2 separate regions of the Homo sapiens genome follow, and region 2 is linked to region 1. A link is an interaction called in ENCODE POLR2A ChIA-PET data of the cell type or tissue named here. Cell type or tissue: K562. All regions are shown on one strand. Each heading gives the region's core, and the rest is flanking DNA. Links, peaks and the distances in the headings are about the cores only.

Region 1 (10,500 bases), core at 3,445-5,944:
GGAAAAGAACGTTACAGTGCATCTCCTGCAAACGCAAACGCTTTCTCCAAAACCGCTTTTAAATTCCAGGGACAGCCTTGTGAAGATCTTTGTGAATACCCGACCTCGCAAGCTCCAGAGACTACAATAATTCACTTGCCCTAGGTTCCAAAGCCAGCAAGTGGAAAACGGAGACTGGAATTCCGCCCACAGGACTCCAAAGCCTGTGCAGCAACACCCCACTCCCCCGGCAGGATCACCAGCAGGACGCGCGGGAGCCAGGAAGTAAGATCCGTACCTCCAAGGCTCCCATGGGCCCAAGCCTCCGCATCAACAGACTGGGAGGGATTACGTGGGGTCCCAGGGCCGGCTCTGAGGCGGGAAAACTTTCTGGAGGCGGCGGCCTCAGGCCGGAGCGGGCGCACACCGACTGGAGGGGTCGGATTCAGGGATGTGGGTGGACCGCATTTCCCCATCTTCCCCGCCGCGCACTTCCTCTGGTGCAATCTCCACACCCCGCGCCGGCCCGCCTGCAACGCGCCCTGGCACTCACCGGTGGGCGAAATTTCCCCGCCTCCACGTGAGAGCCAGCTCCGCCGTGACCCGGAAGTCCACTTCGAGTCGCCGGCCCACCCTCTCGGGTTCCGGCTTCTTCCGGGTCGCGGCCTTCCGGCGAACGCGGTTACCGTGGAAACCGCGGCCATGGCGGCACCGCGGCAAATCCCCAGCCACATAGTGCGCCTCAAGCCCAGCTGCTCTACAGACTCGTCGTTCACCCGGACGCCGGTGCCCACCGTGTCTCTCGCGTCCCGCGAGCTGCCTGTCTCGTCGTGGCAGGTCACCGAGCCGTCAAGCAAGAATCTGTGGGAGCAGATCTGCAAGGGTAGGAAACCTGGGCTGGCCGAGAGGGGCGGGACCCGGGCGGCCGGACGGGGGCCGCGTTTGGGGAGCGCCCACTGTGCGCCTGTCGGCTGACGGGCGGGGCCGCCGGGCAGCGGCTCCGCGGGCCCGGGCTCCGCATTTTACGCATGGGGAAACTGAGGCTCGGAGAGGCTGGCCCGAGGTTACGCAGCGCGGACTCCAATCGCGATCCGTAGTGAGGTTAAAGGCAAGGGAACGGCGAGGGAAAGCTGAATAAAGAGAACCATGCGGTGTGGACCATTGGTTCTTAAACCTCGGTTAGTGAACCGAAAGGAATTGCTGGGGCGGGGGCCGGGGTGGGGATCTTGTTATAAACGGAGGTTCCCAGGCCCCGCCCACAGAGCTTCAAATTGGGATGCAGGGAATCTGCACTTTTTAAAAGAGCACCCCAGGTAATCCTAACGTAGGTAGTCGGTGGCCCACACGTTCAGTAACCATGGTGTGGACAAACGGGTTTTAGTCCCTTCTTGCTTCAAACCTTCCTTAACCTCCCCAGGCGGAGTTGAGCACATCTTCCTTTGTGGCTCTACTCAGTATTTGTTACTTAGGTTGGGCAAATTATTTAACTTATGACCCTGTCTGCAAAGTGGGCATAATAATGGCACCTATTTCGATGGTGTTAAGAAGATGGAACCAGATAGTCACAAAAAGTGCTTAGCAAACTGCCTGATTTTAGGAGGGCAAAAGGATTATTGGGGAAAAAAAAACACAAACTGCTCGATTTACAGAAGGAGCTACGTAAGCGCTAGTTCTTAATGAATAATGTTGGGTGGGATGTTTTCTTTTTCCTCCACTAGACCATAAGCTCCTCAAGGTCAAGGACTCAGATTTTTCATTCGTGTGGCCACCATCACTACCTAAGCTGCCTGAAACAGCGCGGTGAAACCCCGTCTCTACTGAAAATACAAAAAAAAAATTATCTGGGCGTGGTGGTGTGCGCCTATAATCTCAGCTACTTGGGAGGCTGAGGAAAGGGAATTGCTTGAACCAGGGAGGTGGCGTTGCAGTGAGCCGAGTTTGCGCCACTGCACTCCAGCCTGGGTGACAGAGCGAGACTCCATCCCCAAAAAAAAAAAAGTGTGGTTAGTTAGCATTTGAAATGTGATTAGTGCAATTGAGTAACTGAATTTCTTGTTGGACTCAAATTTTTTTTTTTTTTTTTTTTTTGAGACGGCATGTTGCTCTGTCGCCCAGGCTGGAATGCAGTGGCACTGGCTGGGCTCACTGCAACCTCCGCCTCCCGGGTTCAAGCATTCTCACACCTCAATCTCCTGAGTAGCTGGGATTACAGGCACCCGTCATCATTCCTGGCTAATTTTTTTATTTTTGTAGAGAAGGGGTTTCACCATTTTGGCCAGGCTGCTCTTGAACTCCTGACCTCAGGTGATCTACCTGCCTCGGCCTCCCAAAGTGCTACAATTACAGGCCTGAGCCACCAGGCCCAGCCCAGACTTAATTTTAATAAATTTAAATAGCCACATTTGGATAGTGGCTGCTGTATTGGATAGTGCAGGTCAGTAAATGTTTATTGAATGGAAAAAAAGAATGAATGTACCAGTATATGCGATGACTCGAAAGAAGTGGAGAATACAGAGAAGGAAGAGAATAGTAGACTCAGTTGATAGATGCCCTCCAAAGCTGTCTGTTTCAACCCCATCCAGTACTTAAATTCCTTCTCCAACCTTACATTGTGCTAGAAAAATCCCTTTCATTTTGCATGTTCTCTTTGTCACTTTCACCCCTACGTCCTTACCTCTTGGTGCTATGATCCAAGGAGCTAATCACTCTACCCCAAAGAATCTACTCAGATAATTTGACGGTAGTTATTGTGGCTGCCTTTTCCCCAGAGCTTTCACTTCTCCAAGCCAAACAGTTTCTTATAATACAGTTTACTAGAGGATTGTTAGAAAAGTTACTCAGCCTCATCTGTAAGAGACAGATAATTGTTGTGCCTACCTCACAGGGCTGTTGTGGGGACCAAGTAAGATAATGTATGAAAAGGTGCTTAGCACAGTGCCTGGCATTTAAAAAGTAGTCAATAAATGTTCATTATTGTTGACAAAGAAACATGCCTTGTGTTGTGATTTACACACCGAGTTTATTTTGGTCAAATAGGCCTCTAGAGAGAAAGCAAAGACAAAGGGTTTTGGTTCTCTCTGAAGAGCAAGTGAATTGATGCCACTTTTAAAATGATAGAGTTACAGAATGAGGTCAGGCATGGTGGCTCACACCTGTAATCCCAGCACTTTGGGAGGCCAAGGCGGGTGGATCACCTGCGGTCAGGAATTGGAGACTAGCCTGGCCAACATGTTGAAACCCTGTCTCTACTAAAAATATAAAAACTAAGTCAGGCTTGGTGGTGGGTAATCCCAGCTACTCAGGAGACTGAGGCAGGAGAGTCGCTTGAACCTGAGAGGCGGAGGTTGCAATGACCTGAGATCGTGCCACTGCACTCCAGCCTGGGCAACAAAGTAAGAATCCGTCTAGAAAAAAAAAAAAAACAATTCAGTGAGGTCAACATTGGCAAACTATACACATGGACACTGTGATGAGTATTATAACAGATGGATAAACCCAATTCTTAAACATCTAACAAATGCAGTTTTCTATAACATGTAGTAAATTCAGTTTCTGACAACAAACATGAAAAAACAGGCTTTGTAGTAATCCTATCTTTGAGATTAAGTACTACATTCTCTTAAGATAATCTCCATTCAAAAGACAAATTATCATAGCAAACAGACCTGCCAGAAACTCAATTTCATGAAGACAAAATACAAAGTAGGTCAATATCTAACTTACACAGACCTTAACCAACCTGACTAGTGCTCTTTTGTATGTATGTGCATGCTCACCACTATAACTTATTTGTAAATATTCTTCAGTTTTCTCCCTCATCTTTCCAGTGACAACTGAGTTTTGTATTCTAAAAAGCACTCGTGTTAGTGTCAATAAACTTCTTCCCGGCCAACACTTCTAATCAAATCTTATAGTAGTTTGTGACTAGCTGTGTTCATGGTTTTAATCAAGACAATCAAAGGATGTGGGGCTTAACAGTTTCCTTTTTTTTTTTTTTTTGAGATGAAGTCTGGCTCTGTCACCCAGGCTGCAGTGCAGTGGCGCAATCTCGGCTCACTGCAACCTCTGCCTCCCAGATTCAAGCAATTCTCCTGCTTCAGCCTCCCAAATAGCTGGGATTACAGGCACCCACCACCATGCCTGGCTAATTTTTTGTAGAGATGGGGTTTTGCCATGTTGGCCAAGCTGGTCTCAAACACCTGACCTCAAGCAGTCAGCCCGCCTCATCCTCCCAAAGTGCTGGGATTACAGGCGTGAGCCACCGCGCCTGGCCTTACAGTTTCCTATTTTGATATGCTGTGATTACTGTTATCAGCATCCTCACTATTGTCATTGGTTCATCACTTAATCAAGCACTCTCTGGCCTCAGCCCTCAATGCTGTTGTAAAATCTGGCCTTTCATTTCACCTGCCAGATACCGACATGGATCAGTTGTGAATCAATACTTGTTCCTCCAGCACAGCCACTGAGCCAGCTGAAGAAAGATGACCCCAACTGGCTCTCAGCACTGCTCAGCAATCAGCATCTCTCAATGCCTTCTCCCATTGCCTGGTTCTACTAGTCCAAGTCTGTAACACCTCCTGAAATGTTCTGTGATACCTCTTAGCATAGGATGCGTTCACTGAGAAGAGTCAGGCAGTCAGGAGTGGGGAGGGAGTCTGCTAACATCCATCTGTACACGTGGAAGAAGCTCTCACCCCGCTACTCGCCACTCAGCTCTCCATCTTTGCTTACCGTCCCCTTGCTATTCCAGGATCCTGCTTTATCACTCACTTCCTCTGCTACGCCTTTAACTTCTCTACTAGCTTTTTCCTCCAAACACCCCTGGCCTGTCATATCAGGAAGAAACCTCCACCATGACCCTATATCCTCTTCCAGCTCCTATCAGTCTTTCATTCCCATTCCCTTATCAACTAAGGGCAGACCAGCTTCTTCCTCATTTCTCCGAATAAATTGTTCTTAAGCATTGAGCCAACTTGTATCTACCAGGGCTGGGAACTGTTTTCAATGCTGGGCCAGGTATAACTGCAGGCACTGTTTTAGACGCCAACAACTTATCTCCATCTCCACGAATGTTACCATCGTTCACTCAGCTGCCCAGTCCAGCTTTTTTTTTTTTTTCCTTCCCTTGAGACAGAGTCTTGCTCTGTTGCCCAGGCTGGAGTACAGAGGTGCGATATCTGCTTACTTCAACTTCCACCTCCCAGGTTCAAGCAATTCCCCCACCTCAGCCTCCTGAGTAGCTGGGATTACAGGCACTTGACACCATGCCCAGCTAATTTTTGTATTTTTAGGTGGGGTTTCACCATGTTGGCCAGGCTGGTGTCGAACTCCTGACCTTAGGTGATCCACCCGCCTCAGCCTCCCAAAGTGCTGGGATTACAGGCGTGAGCTACCGCATCCGGCCTGCTTCCCTTTCACTTTCCACGGCCCCACACTCTCATTTGCCAGTCCTTATAGATTCTACCTGTTTAATATCTCCCACCATCCCCACCCTGCCCCCACTCCCCACCCCCACCAGTCTTCATGTCTGCTGCCTTAGATCAGGCCCTTACCACCCCCTGCTTAGATTGCTGCTGTGGCTTGTTAATTGAGGCAGGCCTCCTTCCAGACCATATCCCACTGGCTGTCGTAGGAACCTCTCTAAAATTCAAATCTAATCGCATCATGCTGTGACCTACAATGATTTTCATAGCTTACAGATAAACTCCTTAGCTTAACCCTTAAGCTTCTTAACGTCCCATCTCTGTTTACTTTTCTTAGTTCACAACATACCATTCACCCAAATCATCCTAATGGCAACCATTTATTGAGCTGCTGTTTATGTGCCAGGCATTGTGCTAGGTGCATTACTTCTCATTTAAGCCTCACAGCAACAGATGAGGAAATTGAGGCTTAGAAAGGTTAGGAAACTTGCCCAAAGTAAGCGGCAGGGTCGGCTTCAAACTCAAGTCTGTTTTGACTCTCAAGTTCAAACCCCTGAAGAAGACACCAGCATGGTTTTAAAGCATGGACTGGGAGCACCTACATCAAAATCTCCTGGATACATGTTAAAATGCAGCTTCCTGGCCGGGCGTGGTAGCTCAAGCCTGTAATCCTAGCACATTAGGAGACCGACGGGGCTGGATTGCCTGAGCTCAGGAGTTCGAGACCAGCCTGGCCAACATGGTGAAACCCCATCTCTACTAAAATAAAATTTAAACAAATTAGCCAGGCATGGCAGTGTGCACCTGTAGTCCCAGCTACTCAGGAGGCTGAGGCAGGAGAATCACTTGAACCTGGGAGGAGGAGGTTGCACTGAGCCGAGATCATGCCATTGCCCTCCAGCCTGGGTGACAGAGTGAGACTCTTGTTTCAAAAAAAAAAAAAAAAGCAGCTTCCTTGGCTCCCCTTCCTGCCCTGATGGGCCAGACTCCTTGGGGGTGAGTCTTTGAGTTCTGCATTTTAAACAAGCACTTCGGTACCACTGTTGTGTTGTGTACTTGGAGTCACACAAAACTATTCCTCCAGTGCACCATACTATTCCTCTCCATGCCTTTCCACAAGCTTTGTCTCTTCCTGGAACATCCCTACCTTCTCATTTATCTCTCTAGACTCAGTCCACGTGGCCCCTCTTCTGGAAAGCCTTCTGTAATTCCTCAGGCCAATTTCAAAGCCCCTTCTTTCCTCTCCTCTAGGCTGTGGTTGAAGCCCTCTACAGCAATACTTTCACTTATCATAACCCCTGGTTTATCATTCATCCCCTCTCTGGAACATAAGCTCCTCTGCCCTGTTCATGTGGCTCTCCAGCAGCCTGGTACAACCTCCCACTATAGTATATGCCTGTCAAATGTTCGTCTGATTCACTCCCAGCGTCATCTTCCTGTTCCATCCCCTTCCAATAAGCTACTGTGGGTCAATGCTACATTTTTGTTGTTGGGTTTTTTTTTGTTTTTTGTTTTTGAGTCAGAGTCTGGCTCTGTCACCCAGGCTGCAGTGCAGTGGTGCGATCTCGGCTCACTGCAAGCTCCGCCTCCTGGATTCACGCCATTCTCCTGCCTCAGCGTCCTGAGTAGCTGGGACTACAGGTGCCCGCCACCACACCCGGCTAATTTTGTTTTTGTATTTTTAGTAGAGAGGGGGTTTCACCATGTTAGCCAGGATGGTCTCAATCTCCTGACCTTGTGATCTGCCTGCCTCGGCCTCCCAAAGTGCTGGGATTACAGGCGCGATCCACCGTGCCCGGCCACCAGTCAATGCTACATTTTAATTGTTTCTATCAGGAACATGTTCAGCTGCAAATAGCAGAAAGCCCAACTCATAATGGCCTAAACAAAGATGGTTAATTATTCTCACATCCCAGAAGTTGAGGGGAGAGGGTTCACTTGTGGCACAGGGGCTCCACTCTGCCAACAAGTTTCCGGGCTCCTTCTGCTCTGCCTCTCCTAAAATGTTGCCTTTGTTGTGTAAAACGAACAACAACTTTCACTTGTTCATAATGTTCATTTAATATGCATATAACATTAAATTCCCCTAATCAATTAATGCCATTTATAACCTTTGGTAATGGAAAGATTGTAAACATTTATACATTTAATATACCTGATTTAAAAAAATTTTTTTTTAATTTTTATTTTTTTGAGACAGGCTGTCGCCCAGGCTGAAGTGCAGTGGCGTGATCGTGCTTACTACAGCCTCAACCTCCCAGGCTCAGGTGATCCTCCCACCTAAGCCTCCCAAGTAGCTGGGATTACAGGCGTGCGCCACCACACCCAGCTAATTTTTATATTTGTTGTAGAGACAGGGTTTCACTGTGTTGCCCAGGCTGCTCTTGAACTCCCGGGCTCCAACAATCTGCCCACCTTGGCTTCCCAAAATGTTAGGATTACAGGTGTGAGCCTGTAATCCATGCCTGGGCCCCTGATTTTCTTAAGTATTTCTAATGCAGAACAGAGCAGATAAGCACACTTTTCTAAGCACTGAAGCAACTCTTGGAAATGGAATTAATTAAACTATGGTAAATCAAGTTGTTTTAAGAGTCCAGTACTCTACAAACTTAAATTCTTTTATGCCTTTCAATGTAAAAGCATCAGTCTGTAATCATATTTCAGATTGAAACCACAGGGAAAACTGACATTCTCAAATATGTTAGATTCCCTTAAACTATTACAGAGGTTTTAAGTAACACATCAGATTGTCTTGAAGCTAAAGTATTTTCCCATACTTCATACTTCTACATAATCATTTCAACTGTATGTCTTTTGTGATCATGTGATGAAGAAATTTATATTTTTTCCATCAAATTTAAGTGAACTCCTGAGAGATTTCTTTTTTTTCTTTTTTTTTTTTGGAGATGGAGTCTCACTCTGTCACCCAGGCTGGAGTGCAGCGGCTCGATCTCTGCTCACCGCAAGCTCCACCTCCCGAGTTCACACCATTATCCTGCCTCAGCCTCCCAAGTAGCTGGGACTACAGGCGCCCGCCACCACTCCCGGCTAAGTTTTGTATTTTTAGTAGAGACGGGGTTTCATCGTGTTAGCCACGATGGTCTCGATCTCCTGACCTCGTGATCCGCCCGCCTCGGCCTCCCAAAGTGCTGGGATTACATGCGTGAGCCACCGTGCCCAGTCCGGAACTCCTGAGAGATTTCACTGGAAAAATATGATAGCAAGTAATAAAGAAATGCAAATAAAAGTAAAATACCATTTTTTTCTTTTACATGTGTTGAAAAACTTTTAATGTATAAGATTGATTATACTCTAGAGAAACAGGCAGTGTCACTATTGGGAGTACAAGTGACTGTAAACTTTTTGGAGAAAAGTTTGGCAATTTGGCCCAAATTTTAAGTTATTTTTTCCTTTGACAGAAAAAAATTCCACATCTAAGGATCCTACCAAAATACCTCTCTGTGGATCAATGATTTATATAAAGATGTTCATTGAAACATTGTTTATAATAATAAAATAATGGAAACAACCTAAATGCCCATGAAGAGTACACTGGTTAAATAAATGTGGCACATCATGTATGTAGCAACATTGAAAGGAGTCTCATATTTAACACACAGAATGGTTCATAGCAGGTAATGGGCTTACAATAGATATAAATGAATGAATAAGCCGTTAAAAGTAACTTACGATATGGTTGGTTCTGTTCATCCATTCGTTCATTCATTCAGCCAGTATTCTGTGGGGAAATAATGGTGAGACAACAGATCCAGGCACTTCCCTTACCAAACATATAGCCTATTAGAAAAGATAGTCATTAATGCCGGGCATGCTGGCTGAAGCCTGTAATTCCAGCACTTTGGGAGGCCAAGGTGGGCAGATCACTTGAGATCAGGAGTTCGAGACCAGCCTGGCCAACATGATGAAACCCTGTCTCTAAAAATACAAAAATTAGCCGGGCATGATGATGGGTGCCTGTAATCCCAGCTACTTGGGAGGCTGAGGCAAGAGAATTGCTTGAAGCTAGGAGGCAGAGGTCATAGTAAGCCGAGATCATACCACTGCACTCCAGCCTGGGCGACGGAGCAAGACTCGGTCTCAAAAAAAAAAAAAGAAAGAAAGAAAAGAAAAGATAGTCACTAATTTTTATAAATTTCAAATAAGGCAAAAACTAATATGAGTTATGAAGAAAAAGGACACAGTGTTATGTGGTTCTATGTGTGGGCACTTTGACCTAGCCTGGGAAATTGAAAGTAAACAAATGTATTATGTATTATATACATATATTAGTAAATACATTGGAATCCTACCACTGGAAGGCCAAGGCGGGCGGATTGCCTGAGCTTAGGAGTTCGAGACCAGCCTGGGCAACACGGTGAAACCCCATCTCTACTAAAATACAAAAAATTTGTCTGGCATGGCAGCATGTGCCTGTAGTCCCAGCTACTCGGGAGGCTGAGGCAGGAGAATTTCTTGAACCCAGGAGGCGGAGGTTGCAGTGAGCCGAGATCGTGCCACTGCACTCCAGCCTGGGCGACAGAGCGAGACTTTGTCACCCCCCCCCCCCAAAAAAAAAGATTTGGTTGGATCTATGCCATATCTAACAATGGTTGTAGGGTTGCAATAGGATTAGGTGTGACTTTTACACTCTACATAAGACATCCCTATGTTATTTGACATTTTCTTTCAATAAGTATGTCTTGCTTTTGTAATCAGACAGAAGTATAAATGTATACATTTTAAACCCAAATAAACAATTCCACACTATAGCAATGGTTCCCAAGGCAGCTGGGGAAGAAGGGTGAATTTACATGCTTGCCAGAGAGGAAAAAAATGGTAGAGCTTGGGCTGGTATGGTAGGCGGAATTCTAAGATAGCCCCCAAGATTCTTGCCACCTCGTGAACACACCTCACTTATTCAATCAAACGCTAATCTAGGTGTGGCTGTCAGAAGATTTTCCAGGTATGTTTAAAGCTTTTAACCAGCTGACTTTAAATTAGGGAGATTATTGTAGGTGGGCCTGACCTAATCTGGTGAGCCCTTAAAAGAAGTCAGATTCAAGCAGAAGAGATTCTCCTGCTGCCCTTGAAGTAG
Region 2 (2,500 bases), core at 1-2,500, 95 kb before region 1:
CTCCTTCCTTAGCCCTCTGAGTAGCTGGGATTACAGGCACCCGCTATCACACCTGGCTAATTTTTGTATTTTTAGTGGAGACGGGGTTTTACCATGTTGGCCAGACTAGTCTCGAGCTCTTGACCTCAAGTGATCCACCTGCCTCGGTCTACCAAAATGCTAGAATTATAGGTGCGAGCCACTGTACCCGGCCCCCTCCTTCTATTTATTACACTAAATGCCATGAAAGTGAATTTTTTTCTCCCCAAGCCTCCCCATCCCTACCAGACACTGAGAATTATCTTAATGGACATGTGGCTACATTCATTTTAGAGTTCGACTTTGGAAATCTCTTAGAAATGTTACTTTAGCTCCTCCAACCTGATTTTTTAATTATTATTATTTTTAACATAATAGGCTCTGCTGACCGAGATGATGGAAAGGTGTAAGAAACTAGGAAACAAGTAAGTATTTTAAGATTCATAAAGCATGAGTTTGAAAATGGCGTTGGCTGCTATTTTTGAGCTTGGCCTGCTTACCTGGGTATGAGCTGAAGAGAGAGAGGCAGGACTGCATGGAGGTTTAGAATGCTGGAGTCCGGTTGCCTGGCCTCAGACCTTGGCTCTGTTCTGTCTTAGCCCTGTGACCTTGGGCCGCTTGCTTGACCTCTCTGTGCCTCTGTCTCTTCATCTGTAAAACGGGAGTAATAATAGTTCTTTCAACTGGGCGTGGTGGCTGATGCCTGTAATCCCAGCATTTTGGGAGGCTGAGGCGTGTGGATCACCTGAGGTCAGGAGTTCGAGACCAGCCTGGCCAACGTGGCAAAACCCCATCTCTACTAAAAATACAATAACTAGCCGGGCTTGGTGGTGTATGCCTGTAGTCGCAGCTACTCAGGAGACTGGGGCAGGAGAATTGCTTGAACCCGGGAGGCAGAGGTTTCAGTGAGCCGAGATCATGACACTGTACTCTAGCTTGGCGACAGAGTGAGACGCTGTCTCAAAAAACAAAAGAAAAAAAGTAATAATAATAGTTATTTCCCCATGGGGCTGTGGTAGGTGGTTGGGCTAGGATGAAATTGATCTCCCTGACTCTCACGAATATGAGGTTGTCTCTCTGCTTTCCTTTTAGTGGTAGATACATGGAAACAGCCTTGCATGGGCTTTGTTTACCACTGTGTCCCCTGTGCCTGGTGCCTATAACATAAGATCTCTTTACTAAGAAATCTCTTGCATAAACTGGCCAGACACAGTGGTGCATGCCTATAATCCCAGCACTTTGGGAGGCTGAGACGGGTGGATCACCTGAGGTCAGGAGTTTGAGACCAGCCTGGCCAACATGGTGAAACCCTGTCTCTACTAAAAATACATAAAATTAGCCGAGCATGGTGGCGCATGCCTGTAATCTCAGTTACTTGGGAGGCTGAGGCAGGAGAATCACTTGAACCCGGGAGGTGGAGGTTGCAGTGAGCCAAGATCGTGACACTACTCCAGCCTGGGCAACAAAGTGAGACTCCATCTCAAAAAAAAAAAAACAAAAAAACCAAAACTCTTGCATAAACGATGTGGATATATATTTACAACATGGATCAATATCGTTACTTAATGTTCTGTCTCATTAGTGCACCAGCTTATTGAATGCTCGCTCTTCTTCTCCTTAAATGAACTGGATCACTTGCTGATCTGTCTATCCACCCTGCCATCTAGCCATCCATCCATCTAAACATCCAGTTAATTCAACATTTATTGAGTTGCAGATATGTACAGGACACTGTGTTAGTCTCTCCAGTTTACCTTTTTACTCTGATTTTTTGTTTTTCCCCAACCCTACCGCTAAAGAGCTGTTAGTCTTCCTTCCTGGCAATATATATTCAAAAATTAAAGCAACTTTGATTGAGGAGAAGCCAGGCTGACTTGGGGATCTGTGTCTTGCAGTGCCTTGCTGTTGAATTCTGTGATGTCTGCCTTCCGGGCTGAGTTCATCGCCACAAGGTCTATGGATTTCATTGGCATGATTAAAGAGTGTGATGAATCTGGTTTCCCCAAGGTAGGCTCTTGACTTCATGCTCAGTAGGACACAAATAAGCGGTGTGTATCTGATAGCTCTTGAGAGACAGTCCGGTTTTGGGAACAGCATGGGCCAGCAGGAACACAGGCGAAGGCTCTGTTTCTGAGGAACGCAATGGAAGATGAGTTAGAGGTTGGGATTGTCAGACACTGTGTGATTGCTATGCTTCAGGCCCCCATGAGCCCTAAATCTATCAGATTGGCTCACTATGAAGGATTTAAGAAAGACTTTGGTCTAACATATTTAAGAATATATCAGGCTGGGCACGGTGGCTCATGTTTATAATCCTATCACTTGGGAGGCCAGGGCAGGAGGATCACTTGAGGCCAGGAGTTCGAGACCAGCCTGGGCAACACAGCAAGACCCCATCTCTACAAAAAATCAAAACTTAGCTGGGTGTGGTGGTGCATTCCTGTAGTCCCAGCTACTTGGGAGGCTAAGGTGGGAGAATTGC

Evidence for each region. ChIA-PET counts read pairs that join two places held together with the same protein. Peaks named below come from ENCODE experiments on the same cell type or tissue, not always from the same donor. Only the 100,000 strongest peaks of a DNase experiment are listed, where the experiment ranks them.
Region 2: POLR2A ChIA-PET joins it to region 1 with 5 read pairs; 2 of 35 experiments call an interaction of 5 or more read pairs at or near these places.

Annotation. Positions count from the first base shown.
Region 1 is chr16:19,717,626-19,728,125 of GRCh38, forward strand. IQCK (IQ motif containing K) reads left to right here and starts at 646. Exons shown (of 9, transcript NM_153208.3): 1 at 646-862. The coding sequence starts at 682. KNOP1 (lysine rich nucleolar protein 1) reads right to left here and starts at 602. Exons shown (of 5, transcript NM_001012991.3): 1 at 533-602. RefSeq lists an enhancer at 526-855. In K562, for the core only: no CTCF peak of the experiment used is centred there; a DNase peak (open chromatin) is centred at 4,856.
Region 2 is chr16:19,625,781-19,628,280 of GRCh38, forward strand. VPS35L (VPS35 endosomal protein sorting factor like) reads left to right here. Exons shown (of 31, transcript NM_020314.7): 15 at 397-443; 16 at 1,914-2,025. Among named protein-coding and RNA genes, the nearest start is that of VPS35L, 71 kb to the left of the region's middle. In K562, for the core only: no CTCF peak of the experiment used is centred there; no DNase peak of the experiment used is centred there.